Regions from separate parts of the Homo sapiens genome. Here all the other regions are linked to region 1. Evidence: chromatin contacts called from ENCODE Hi-C or POLR2A ChIA-PET data. All regions are on one chromosome and are shown on one strand. Each heading gives the region's core, a stretch centred on a gene start or an enhancer-like site at or near the end of the contact. The rest is flanking DNA. Distances are from core to core; before and after follow the strand shown. Region 1 holds the start of CCNT1 (cyclin T1). Region 2 holds the start of CSRNP2 (cysteine and serine rich nuclear protein 2). Region 3 holds the start of ATF1 (activating transcription factor 1).

The links. A loop is a pair of places that touch in the nucleus more often than their neighbours do. ChIA-PET counts read pairs that join two places held with the same protein, here RNA polymerase II (POLR2A). Pooled maps may share reads with other maps.
Region 2: a map of CD8-positive, alpha-beta T cell shows a loop between it and region 1 (9-fold over the local background). The contact joins the promoter of CSRNP2 here to the promoter of CCNT1 in region 1. A Hi-C loop is called at or near these places in 1 of 168 maps with a recorded cell type or tissue (CD8-positive, alpha-beta T cell) and 5 of 50 pooled maps. POLR2A ChIA-PET finds 5 or more read pairs at or near these places in 1 of 52 experiments (endothelial cell of umbilical vein).
Region 3: a map of naive thymus-derived CD4-positive, alpha-beta T cell shows a loop between it and region 1 (14-fold over the local background). The contact joins the promoter of ATF1 here to the promoter of CCNT1 in region 1. A Hi-C loop is called at or near these places in 2 of 168 maps with a recorded cell type or tissue (CD4-positive, alpha-beta memory T cell and naive thymus-derived CD4-positive, alpha-beta T cell) and 8 of 50 pooled maps.

The regions. Positions count from the first base shown.
Region 1 is chr12:48,714,932-48,718,244 of GRCh38, reverse strand. CCNT1 (cyclin T1) reads left to right here and starts at 1,538. Exons shown (of 9, transcript NM_001240.4): 1 at 1,538-1,730. The coding sequence starts at 1,570. RefSeq lists enhancers at 784-1,023, 423-1,423, 1,494-1,773.
Region 2 is chr12:51,081,753-51,085,065 of GRCh38, reverse strand. CSRNP2 (cysteine and serine rich nuclear protein 2) reads left to right here and starts at 1,470. Exons shown (of 5, transcript NM_030809.3): 1 at 1,470-1,727. RefSeq lists an enhancer at 419-1,045 and a silencer at 1,419-1,908.
Region 3 is chr12:50,762,644-50,765,956 of GRCh38, reverse strand. It overlaps ATF1 (activating transcription factor 1), which reads right to left and starts at 1,856. Exons shown (of 7, transcript NM_005171.5): 1 at 1,650-1,856. RefSeq lists an enhancer at 993-1,092 and silencers at 1,513-1,602, 1,823-1,902.

The DNA.
Region 1 (3,313 bases), core at 289-2,788:
AACAGTTATCAGAGGCTGGAGCTGGGATGTATCTTTTTTTTTTTTTTTTTTTTTGAGAAGGAGTCTCGCAATGTTGCCCAGGCTGGAGTGCAGTGGCGCGATTTCGGCCCACTGCAACTTCTGCCTCCCGGGTTCAAATGATTCTCCTGCCTCAGCCTCCCGAGTAGCTGGGAGTACAGGCGTGCGCCACCACGCCTGGCTAATTTTTGTATTTTCAGTAGAGATGAGGTTTCACCATGTTGGCCAGGCTGGTCTCGAACTCCCGACTTCAGGTGATCCACCCGCCTTGGCCTCCCAAAGTGCTGGGATTATAGGCTTGAGCCACCGCGCCCGGCAAAGGAGCTGGGAAATATTTTGACAGAGGGCAAGAACTTGCTAATCTGTGCAAGTGAGGGGTAGTGGTGGAGGCTTTCCACACTCAAGGGGCAGTTTTAGTTCACCCATTCGCAAACGTACTTAAAAATTACCTCTTAGAGTTGTGCTGAATAAATGAAACAGTATATTTAAGTCAGTATTGTGCCTGGGACATGTAAGCTCTTAATTAATGTTATTAATTTCATTTTATTCCTTTAAGTTGGATCACTGGCGAACAACGTGAGAATGTTTTCATGCCTTTGGCTACACATTAAAGCGACCTCTCCAAATGGGTTGTCGCATTTTACATTGCTACCAACAATGTAACAGCCTTCTAGTTGCTTTATGCTCCGATATACGAAAGAGCCCCACCATTTGATTCTGTTTTTCAGTTTCTGACAGCCTCACCTACTTTCTCTTTCAAGTTCATCTGCCACATTTTTACTTATTTTATTTTTTTGAGACGGAGTCTCGCTTTCTCACCCAGGCTGGAGGCTGGGGTGCAGTGGCGTGATCTCGGCTCACTGCGATCTCCGCCTCCCGGGTTCAAGCGATTCTCCTGCCTCAGCTTCCCGAGTAGCTGGGACTACAGGCGCGCGACACCACGCCGGCTAATTTTGTATTTTTAGTAGAGACGGGGGTTTCACCATATTGGCCAGGCTGGTCTCGAACTCCTGACCTCGTGATCCGCCCGCTTCGGGCTCCCAAAGTGCTGGGATTACAGGCGTGAACCACCGCGCCCGGCCCATCTGCCCCATTTTACATCACCACTGCCGTCACAAACAAAGTTCTCGTAAGAACCGCCAAGCGGCGCGTGGGCGGCCGCCCCATCCCACTATAATTGCGGCCTCGCAGCCTGACCCGGGGCGCCAACGCTCAATCCGGTTCTCGCGGGAAGATACACGGTTTTTAAGAAAGAACTTCTAACCCCACTCCACCGCCCAACGGTCACGTGACGCGCCTGCGTCCTCGCCTCAAGGTTTTTTCTGGTCGCATATTGGCTGTTAACTCGGCTACGGGGTGTAGCGAGGTGCATTCCGGAAGTAGGTCCTTTGACTTTTGCTTCCTCTACGGAGGCAAGTAACAACCCGGCGGTCGACGCTTAGCGGAAGTTCGTCAAGTCGCAGTTGCCCCCGCACAGCGGATGTGGGTCGCCTCTTAGGTGACGCTGGGAAGTGCCTGCAGCCTTCGCCGCTGCCTTCTGGTTGAAGCACTATGGAGGGAGAGAGGAAGAACAACAACAAACGGTGGTATTTCACTCGAGAACAGCTGGAAAATAGCCCATCCCGTCGTTTTGGCGTGGACCCAGATAAAGAACTTTCTTATCGCCAGCAGGCGGCCAATCTGCTTCAGGACATGGGGCAGCGTCTTAACGTGTATCCTTGTGGCCTAGGCCTTCGGCCTTGGAGTTGGTCCCGCCATGCTCTGGCGTCCGGGTCTCAGGCTCTGTGGGGGGGACGAAAGTGGGGAAGAAGGTGGGCAGAAGCTGGATGTCTAGTTGGGAGAGCCCACGATGGGGCGGGCTGAAACTCAGTTAGCGCTAGGGAAGCGAGGCAGAGTTGATTTCCCGCTCGCTCACCCGTGCCGCCAGCCTTGCTGGGAATTCGTATCCTTCCCGGCTTTGTGTTTTAACCAGCCCTTCCAACTCTGTCTTCATTGTGTTCTGATCTGCTCTGGTGACGTTAAGATTCTCATTTTCCGCTGTGCCCTAGGGGTCTAGGTCTGGCAGAGGTTTCTCTGTTGACGGCTGCCTCCCAAACCTAGTGTGTAAATTTCGAGAAATTCAGTACCTGAAAGTGTTATAAAGGGTGGACTAGAATTAATGCCTCAGCCTTGGTCCAAAATCCATTCCTCATCTACTAGCTGTTTAAGTGACCTCTCAAATTTTTGGCCGTCTTGTCTATAAAATGGGATAATACCTCTTGTGTTTGATTCTGTGTCCAGCACAGTGCTTTGCATTCAGATGCTCAGTTAGTAGCTACTGTTTTATAGAATTTCAGAGGAAAGATGTTAGTTTACGTTTGTAGGGGATACCCACGAATCTAATGTTTTAAATAGTTTACAAAATACCGGGTCCTTAACTTACTTAGAGTGATGATATGTATTTCATTTTCAAAAATGAGGTAACGGCTGGATGCGGTGGCTCACGCCTGTAATCTCTGCACTTTGGGAGGCCGAGGCGGGTGGATCACCTGAGGTCAGGAGTTCGAGACCAGCCTGGCCAACATGATTAAACCCCTGTCTCTACTAAAAATACAAAAAATTACCCCGGCGTAGTGGCGGGCAGCTGTAATCCCAGCTAGTCAGGAGGCCGACGCAGGAAAATCGCTTGAACCCGGGAGGCGGAGGTTGCAGTTAGCCGAGATGGCGCCACTGCACTCCAGCTTGGGCAACAATAGTGAAACTCCGTCTCAGAAAAAAAAAATTAAAAAAAAAATGAGGTAACCTCTCCCACATATTTTTGTTTGTTAGGAAATACACTTATTTTATGGTGGAGAAAACTAGTATAGTTTTAAATTTCTTTCCACTCTGCGTGTGAAAATTTTCTTGGGTGCAGCTTCTATTTAAATGTGTGGCTGACAGTAATGTGTGTATCTTAAGGGTGTGTTCATCTCAAAATGGGTGTCTGTTTTATCGCCAGTTTGTTTCCTGCTGATGTCCAGGTTTGTTTCCTAAGCATCCTGTCAGTATGGAGTTAAATCTTTTTGTTCGAAATTCTATTTCAGTGCATCCTTAAAATGCTTTCCTTTTTGTATGTGTGTTGTCATTAAGGTTGTCAGCCAGGCGCGGTGGCTCGCGCCTGTAATACCAGCACTTTCGGAGGCCAAGGCAGGTCGATCAGTTGAGGCCAGGAGTTCAAGACCAGCCTGGCCAACATGGTGAAACCATGTCTCTACTAAAAATACAAAAAGTAGCCAGGTCTGTTGGTGGGCGCCTGTAATCTCAGCTACTGGGGAAG
Region 2 (3,313 bases), core at 221-2,720, 2.4 Mb before region 1:
AGCTGCAATGAGGCCAGTGTATTCAAGCAGAGTATGGAAGGGGGAAAGTAGAAGCAAACAAGATGACAGAACAAAATGAGGGGGCGGGGTGGGGGTCGGGGGACAAGAGAATGCAGCTCGAGCTTGCCGAGCCTTATAGTTCAAGGGAAAGACAACAAAGAAGAAACCAAGGCTATGTGTCCTTGGCAAATCACATACAACTTTTGACTTCTTAATCTTGGTTTTCCCCTTTTTTTTCTTTTTCTTTTTCTTTTTTTTTTTGAGACGGAGTTTCGCTCTTGTTGACCGTGCTGGAGGGCAATGGTGCAGTCTTGGCTCACTGCAACCTCCGCCTCCCGGGTTCAAGCCATTCTCCTGGGTCGGCCTCCCGAGGAGCTGGGATTAAAGGCACGTGCTACCACCCTCGGCTAATTTTTGTATTTTTAGTAGAGACAGGGTTTCACCATGTTGGTCAGGCTGGTCTCGAACTCCTGACCTCATGACCCGCCCGCCTCGGCCTCCCAAAGTGCTGGGATTACAGGCATGAGCCACCGCGCCTGGCGCCCTTTCTTAAAAATAGGTTGCGGAAGGGCGCGGTGGCTCATGCGTATAATCCCAGCACTTTGGGAGGCCGAGGCGGGCGGATCGCCTGGGCCCAGGAGTGCAAGACCAGCCGGGGCAACATGGCGAAAACCCCTTTTCTATTTAAATAAATAAATTAGTTTGCAAAGTTGAGAAGATTTTTTTTTTTTTTTTTTTGAGACGGAGTCTCGCTCTTTCGCCCAGTCTGCAGTGCAGTGGCGCGATCTCGGCTCACTGCAAGCTCCGCCTCCCGGGTTCACGCCATTCTCCTGCCTCAGCCTCCCGAGTAGCTGGGACTACAGGCGCCCGCCACCACGCCCGGCTAATTTTTGTATTTTTTAGTAGAGACGGGGTTTCACCTTGTTAGCCAGGTTGGTCTCGATCTCCTGACCTCGTGATCCGCCCACCTCGGCCTCCCAAAGTGCTGGGATTACAGGCGTGAGCCACCGCGCCCGGCAGCAATTTTTTTTTTTTTAAAGAAAACACTCAAAGCACTCCCTCATATAAGTAGATAACTCAAGATATTGCTTGTATTCTTTATAACCTGCGCAGGCTGCAATAAGTCATATTGCTGAAGACTAAGACCCCATGAGCGAGGAGAAGGGGGGATCATGTTCCTAATGGCGTGTGGTCAGGACACGAAAGAAAAAGGGAGCTTTGGAGGAGAATTCGTTTATTTAAGATCTGTAGCTGAGTCTCCTCTCTTCCCCCATTAAAAGGTTGCAGCAGAGCTGCCGCCTCGGGAGCCGGTTTGCGCGCCGGCTTCGGCTTTGCAGCAGTTACCGCCTACAACTCCCGGCATGCTGCTGGGTGTGGGCCGGCCCGTAGACTCCATTTCCCAGCCAGCCCCGGGTCTCGGTCAGGACGTGCCGGCGCCTATAAGAGCCAGTGCGCTGCGGCCGGATCCTATTGTTAGCCGGAGCCGGGGCGGTTCTGGGCGTCTGCTGCCGGGGGCGCCCGAGTTGCCGGAGACGCCCGGCCCTCTCTGCCTGCCGGCTGGGCTGCCCACCGCCCTCCCTCCCCGCCCTGCCGCCCTGGGAGCTCCCCGGCCGTCGCCGCGGGGCCCGGGACTCGCTCGCTCCTCCCTCCTTCCCACCGGGCTAGGGCGGCGGCGGCAGCGGGGGCGGCAGAGACCATCACGGGAGGAGGCAGCTGCGGCGGGGCCGGTAATGGGCCTAGGGGTGCGGGGCGGAGGGTGCCGCCTCGTCCTTTCTCGGGATCGGCCCTCGGGCGGCCGTGGAGGAGTGGTCAAGCCCAGAGCCGTGCGGATGGAGGGGTCAGAAATGAGAGGCTCGGACGGGAGCGGTCGGGGGGCGGGGAGGTCGGGTGCCGTTGGGAAGGAACCGAGTCGGGAAGAGGCGTGGGAGCGAGGGGCACCGAGGACGCTGGCCCGGACTGCGGGGGCAGCTCGCGGGAGACCGATGGGCGGCTTGGAAGCCTGCAGGATTGCAGATGAGGATTGAGTTCGGAATGGAGTGGAGAATGATGTAGGATGGAGGAAAGTGAAGGAAGGGGAGGGGGAACAGAGGAAAATGTGGGAGGAGTGGTTGGGAATTTGTGAGTAGCAGGCAGGAAGGGATGCGGAAGGCTGGGTAGGGGCTGCAGAGGATTGGAATGAGCGGGAAGGTTAGCAGGAATCAGAGGGAAGTGGGCCGAGAGCTGAAGGGTTCGGCAGGAGTGTTCATTAAAAGGAACTGGTGACTTGACATGTCCCTTCGCTCCGGTTCCTGATGTCTCCCATATTTCTGGCGTCGTGTGGGAAAATGAAAGCATCAATTGCCCTGGTTGCTAGCTTGATCTTTTTTCATAGGCCCAATTACGCAGCCAACTGCCACCCGTCCCTTTTAGTGCTGTGGTCTTGATTCATCCTTTTAAAGGGGTTGAGAGTGGCAGTGTGACACACAAACTGTTCTTCAGAATGAAATGCTAGAAGTTATCCCCACAAGACAACACTGTCCCCTTGTCCTGCAGTTTTCAGTTCAAGGTAAATTCATAGTTCAGATTTTTTTCTTCACTGGCTTTCTGTCTTGCAAATCCACAAAGCCAGGATGTTGGTTGTGCCGGTGTTATAAATGACTGGATATCCTTGAGAGTTAATGCAGCATCATGTTCCAGTTCCCACAAAGATCTGTCTTCCACACGATGGTAGTTTAGGCATGGAAAATTCTAACCTTGTGTTAGTGAATGGGTAAAAATCGGGGAGTGGGGGTGGTGAGTGCACGGCTTTCTTTAAACACCTAACTTAAGCGGGGGGTTTTCACTTGGGTGCTTTGTAAGTTCATGATCCTGGTGATCACAAAGACACATGGATCCATGAAATTCATGGTATATGAGAAACAACCACAGTATCTTGTAAAAGGAGAAACAGGGCAGGTCATTTTATTCAGGTTTATGGTAACACAGCAGCAAGCCTTCCTTCCAACCCAGCTACAGATGGTAGCCCTGACCATCTTACTGGAGGTTTTGATTCCTTGACCTTTAGCAGAAGGTTGGGTTCCAGTCAAGTGAAGAGGCTTTCTCCTGTGAGATGTAGCTTATTACTTTGGACTCATTTAAGAAAGAGACTTATATTACCTAAACTTTGCAAATAGATTCTTCCAGAAAATTTTGCCTGGGCAGTCCCTCTTGCTGCTCTCACATATGCTGTTTTTTTTTGTTGTTGTTGTTGTTTGTTTGTTTGTTTGTTTTGGTGGTTATAGGAATCCTTTTAGGCCTGAAAAAAACTTAGATCTAGTACTAAAATATACATATT
Region 3 (3,313 bases), core at 607-3,106, 2.0 Mb before region 1:
ACGGCTACTCCATAGACAGAGCAGCCCCAAGGGCTGCTGGTTACCCCTTTTTACTGTTATTTCTCAATGATAGGCTAAACAAGGGGTGGATTAATCACGCCTCCCCTTTTTAGACCATATAGGGTAACTTCCTGACATTGCCATGGGATTTGTAAATGGCGCTGATGGGAGTGTAGCAGTGAGGATGACCAGGGGTCACTCTTGTGGCCATTTCAGTTTTGGCCGGCTTCTTTACTGCAACCTGTTTTATCAGCAAGGTCTTCATGACCTGTATTTTGTGCTGACTTGTCTCATCCTGTGACTTAGAATGCCTTAACTGTCTGGGAATGCAGCCCAGTAGGTTTCAGCCTCATTTTACCCAGCTCCTGTTTAAGATGGAGTTGTTCTAGTTCACACGCCTCTGACACCATCTCTATTTAAAAACAAACAAACAAACAAACAAAACAAAACAAAAACTGGCAAAGATAGCACACCCTATATTTAAAGTCAGAAGGGACTGCCACCTGCTGGTGATCGGGTAGGAATGGACAGATAGCTCACAGACCAAACCTAACCCTAAAAGATAACGGCAAGTATTAAAGAGCTAATACATTCGACTTTAGGGCAACAGTATTGATTCTAATTAAGACACGGAGATAACTGCATATGATAAACTCCAAGAAAAAAGAGCATTTTAGAAGAACGCATTTCTGTTAACAAAAACCTCAGGTTAAAATGCATTCTGAGACATAAATGCCTACGAACTCATCACAGGTGAGGCCAGTTTGACAAAGATGCCTGCCAGATCCACGCCGAGCTTCTGAACCCTAAAGGTTCTCAAAGACTACCAGTTGCCCAATCTCTTCAAAACACTAGCGCCACAACCAGACATTATTTCACATTGCAATCATTTCAAAGCGATTCAGCCGCCAGCTGCACGGCGTCGATCAAAGTGAGAAATGCCAGGCTTCGTTTTTTGACATACAAGATCAAAGAGAAAGTCACCCTCGGCTGGGTCGCCCATCCCAAAGGGTACAGACGCCCTTGTGTCATTCCTAGCCAGGGGTAAAGCCGCCTACTGTCCCCACTCTGTCTCCGCTGCCAGGCGCATCTCTCCAGGACTGTCTGGGGCGTGCGCAATGCCCGTGCGTCGGTTGCCCGCTAGACTGCAAGCTCCAGGAGGGTAAGGGGCGCGCCTCTTCCCTCAGGGTCGCCAGCGCCGACGCGCTTCGAGGACCCTGTCGCGGGGTTAACCAGACCCGGGCTCCGCTCGGCGGACACCGCGCCGAGGCCATATCCGCGCCGCCCTCCGCCCGGCTCCGGGCCCAACCTCGAGACCTCCCACGGAGAGCTAGCGCCTGCGACTGCAAAGGGCGGCTTCTGAGGCGAAAGCCACCCCGCGGCGGGCGGTTTCGGGCTTTACTTTTATTTGGGGGCGAGGGAAAGGAGGAGACGCACGACTGGAAGGGCGCAGCGCAGCTCTGCACCGAGGCGCGGAGGCCGGAAGCGCGGGCGGCCCCTCCCCCTGCCGCTGCGCCCCTCCCCCACCGCCACCACCGCGCGCGACCCCCACCAGGCGCGCGACCCGCGCTGCGTCCCCGCCGGCGCCACGTTCCCGCGTCCTTCCCCGCCCGGGCCACGGGGCACGTCCCTCCCCGCCCCCCACTTACCTGTGGCTGCCGCCTCGCCGCTCTCCGGGGCGGGAACTTCCACTCCCCCCTCCCAGGTAGATCCGAATTCACTACCCACTTCCCCACCCCCTCACGCAGCGGGGGACAAGCCTCCTTCTCGGGGGTCAGGCGGGGCGGGGAGAATCAGTGTCACTTAACAGCCAACTGTCCTAAGCTACCGTTTCCTCGGCAGTCAGGGCCGCTACTGGCGGCATGATCTACACAAGCCTGGGGGCGGGGGCGGGGGCGGGGGAGGGGAGGGGGGCAAAACTGAGCACTAGTGTGCGTTTGGGGTAGGCTATGGCGCTGCCTCCGCGCGGGCCGCCGTCCTGCGTCACCGCGCTGCCCACGTGACGCGCCGCCATCTTGTACGCGGTCCTGACTTGTGGCTAGGGGTTCCTCGGAACGCGTTCCTCAGGCTGCAGCGGGAGAGGGACGGTGCCTGCGGTTCCGTTTCTCCTTAGGAGCTGTACCCCACCCGCCCTACGTCCGCTTCCGGAGGCCATGAGCAGCTGGGTGCTCGCGGGGGGCGTTTTCATCGATTAGTGGCGGCGCTGTCAACTCACCTGCCAATTGACCTTGACCGACGCCGGCCCTGTCCTCTTGGAAGGAGAAATGAAGAGTGAAGGCTTTGACTTCCTCAGCTTTTTTTTTTTTTTTTTTTTTTTAGATGGAGTCTCTTTTTTTTTTCCGAGATTGAGACGGGGGTCTGTGGCCCAGGCTGTAGTGCAGTGGTTCGATCTCGACTCACTGCAGCCTCCAACCCCGGGATTCAAGCGATTCTCCAACCTCAGCCTATGGGGCAGCTGGGACCACAGGCGCGCGCTACCACGCTCGGCTTGAAGAGATGAGGACTCTATGTTGCTCAGGCTGGTCTTGAACTCCTGGGCTCAAGTGATCCTCCGCCTCGGCCTCTCAAAGTTCTGGGATTACAGGCGTGAGCCACCGTGCCCGGCCTTACTCAGATTTTTCTTAATCCCATAAAGTAACAATGAGTTGTGTCCTTTAACCCATGTGGAAGGATTTTCTACAGAAACGGATTTACAATGAGACATAACGATGTGGCCGGGCGCGGTGGCTCATGCCTGTAATCCCAGCACTTTGGGAGGCCCAGGAGGGCGGATCACCTGAGATCGGGAGTTCGAAACCAGCCTGACCAACATGGAGAAACCCCGTCTCTACTAAAAAATACAAAAGTAGCCGGGTGTGGTGGCGAATGCCTGTAATCCAAGCTACTTGGGAGGCTGAGGCAGGAGAATCGCTTGAACCCGGGAGGCGGAGGTTGCGGTGAGCCGAGATCGCACCGTTGCACTCCAGCCTGGGCAACAAGAGCAAAACTGTCTCAAAAAAAAAGAAAAAAGAAACGTAACAGAGTGTTAATAAAATGTTATGCCGTCATTTTAATGCATTACAAAAACTTCAGAATATTTTTGGGTCTACCTCTCTGGAAGGGAGTTATGCCTTATTCTTAATTTTTAAAATTTCCTTGTAAAATGCTGTTTTATGGCTTTAATGATAGTAAACGACAAAAGATAAACTTTTTTAGTATGCTCTTGACAAAAGTTCCGAAAGTTTTCTGAAATTTTACTAGTTTGAGATCCCCAATTTAGGAAACCGATTTAGTGGAGAGAGCTTTGCCTATTTTTGGCCCTTTGGGTCGGAGA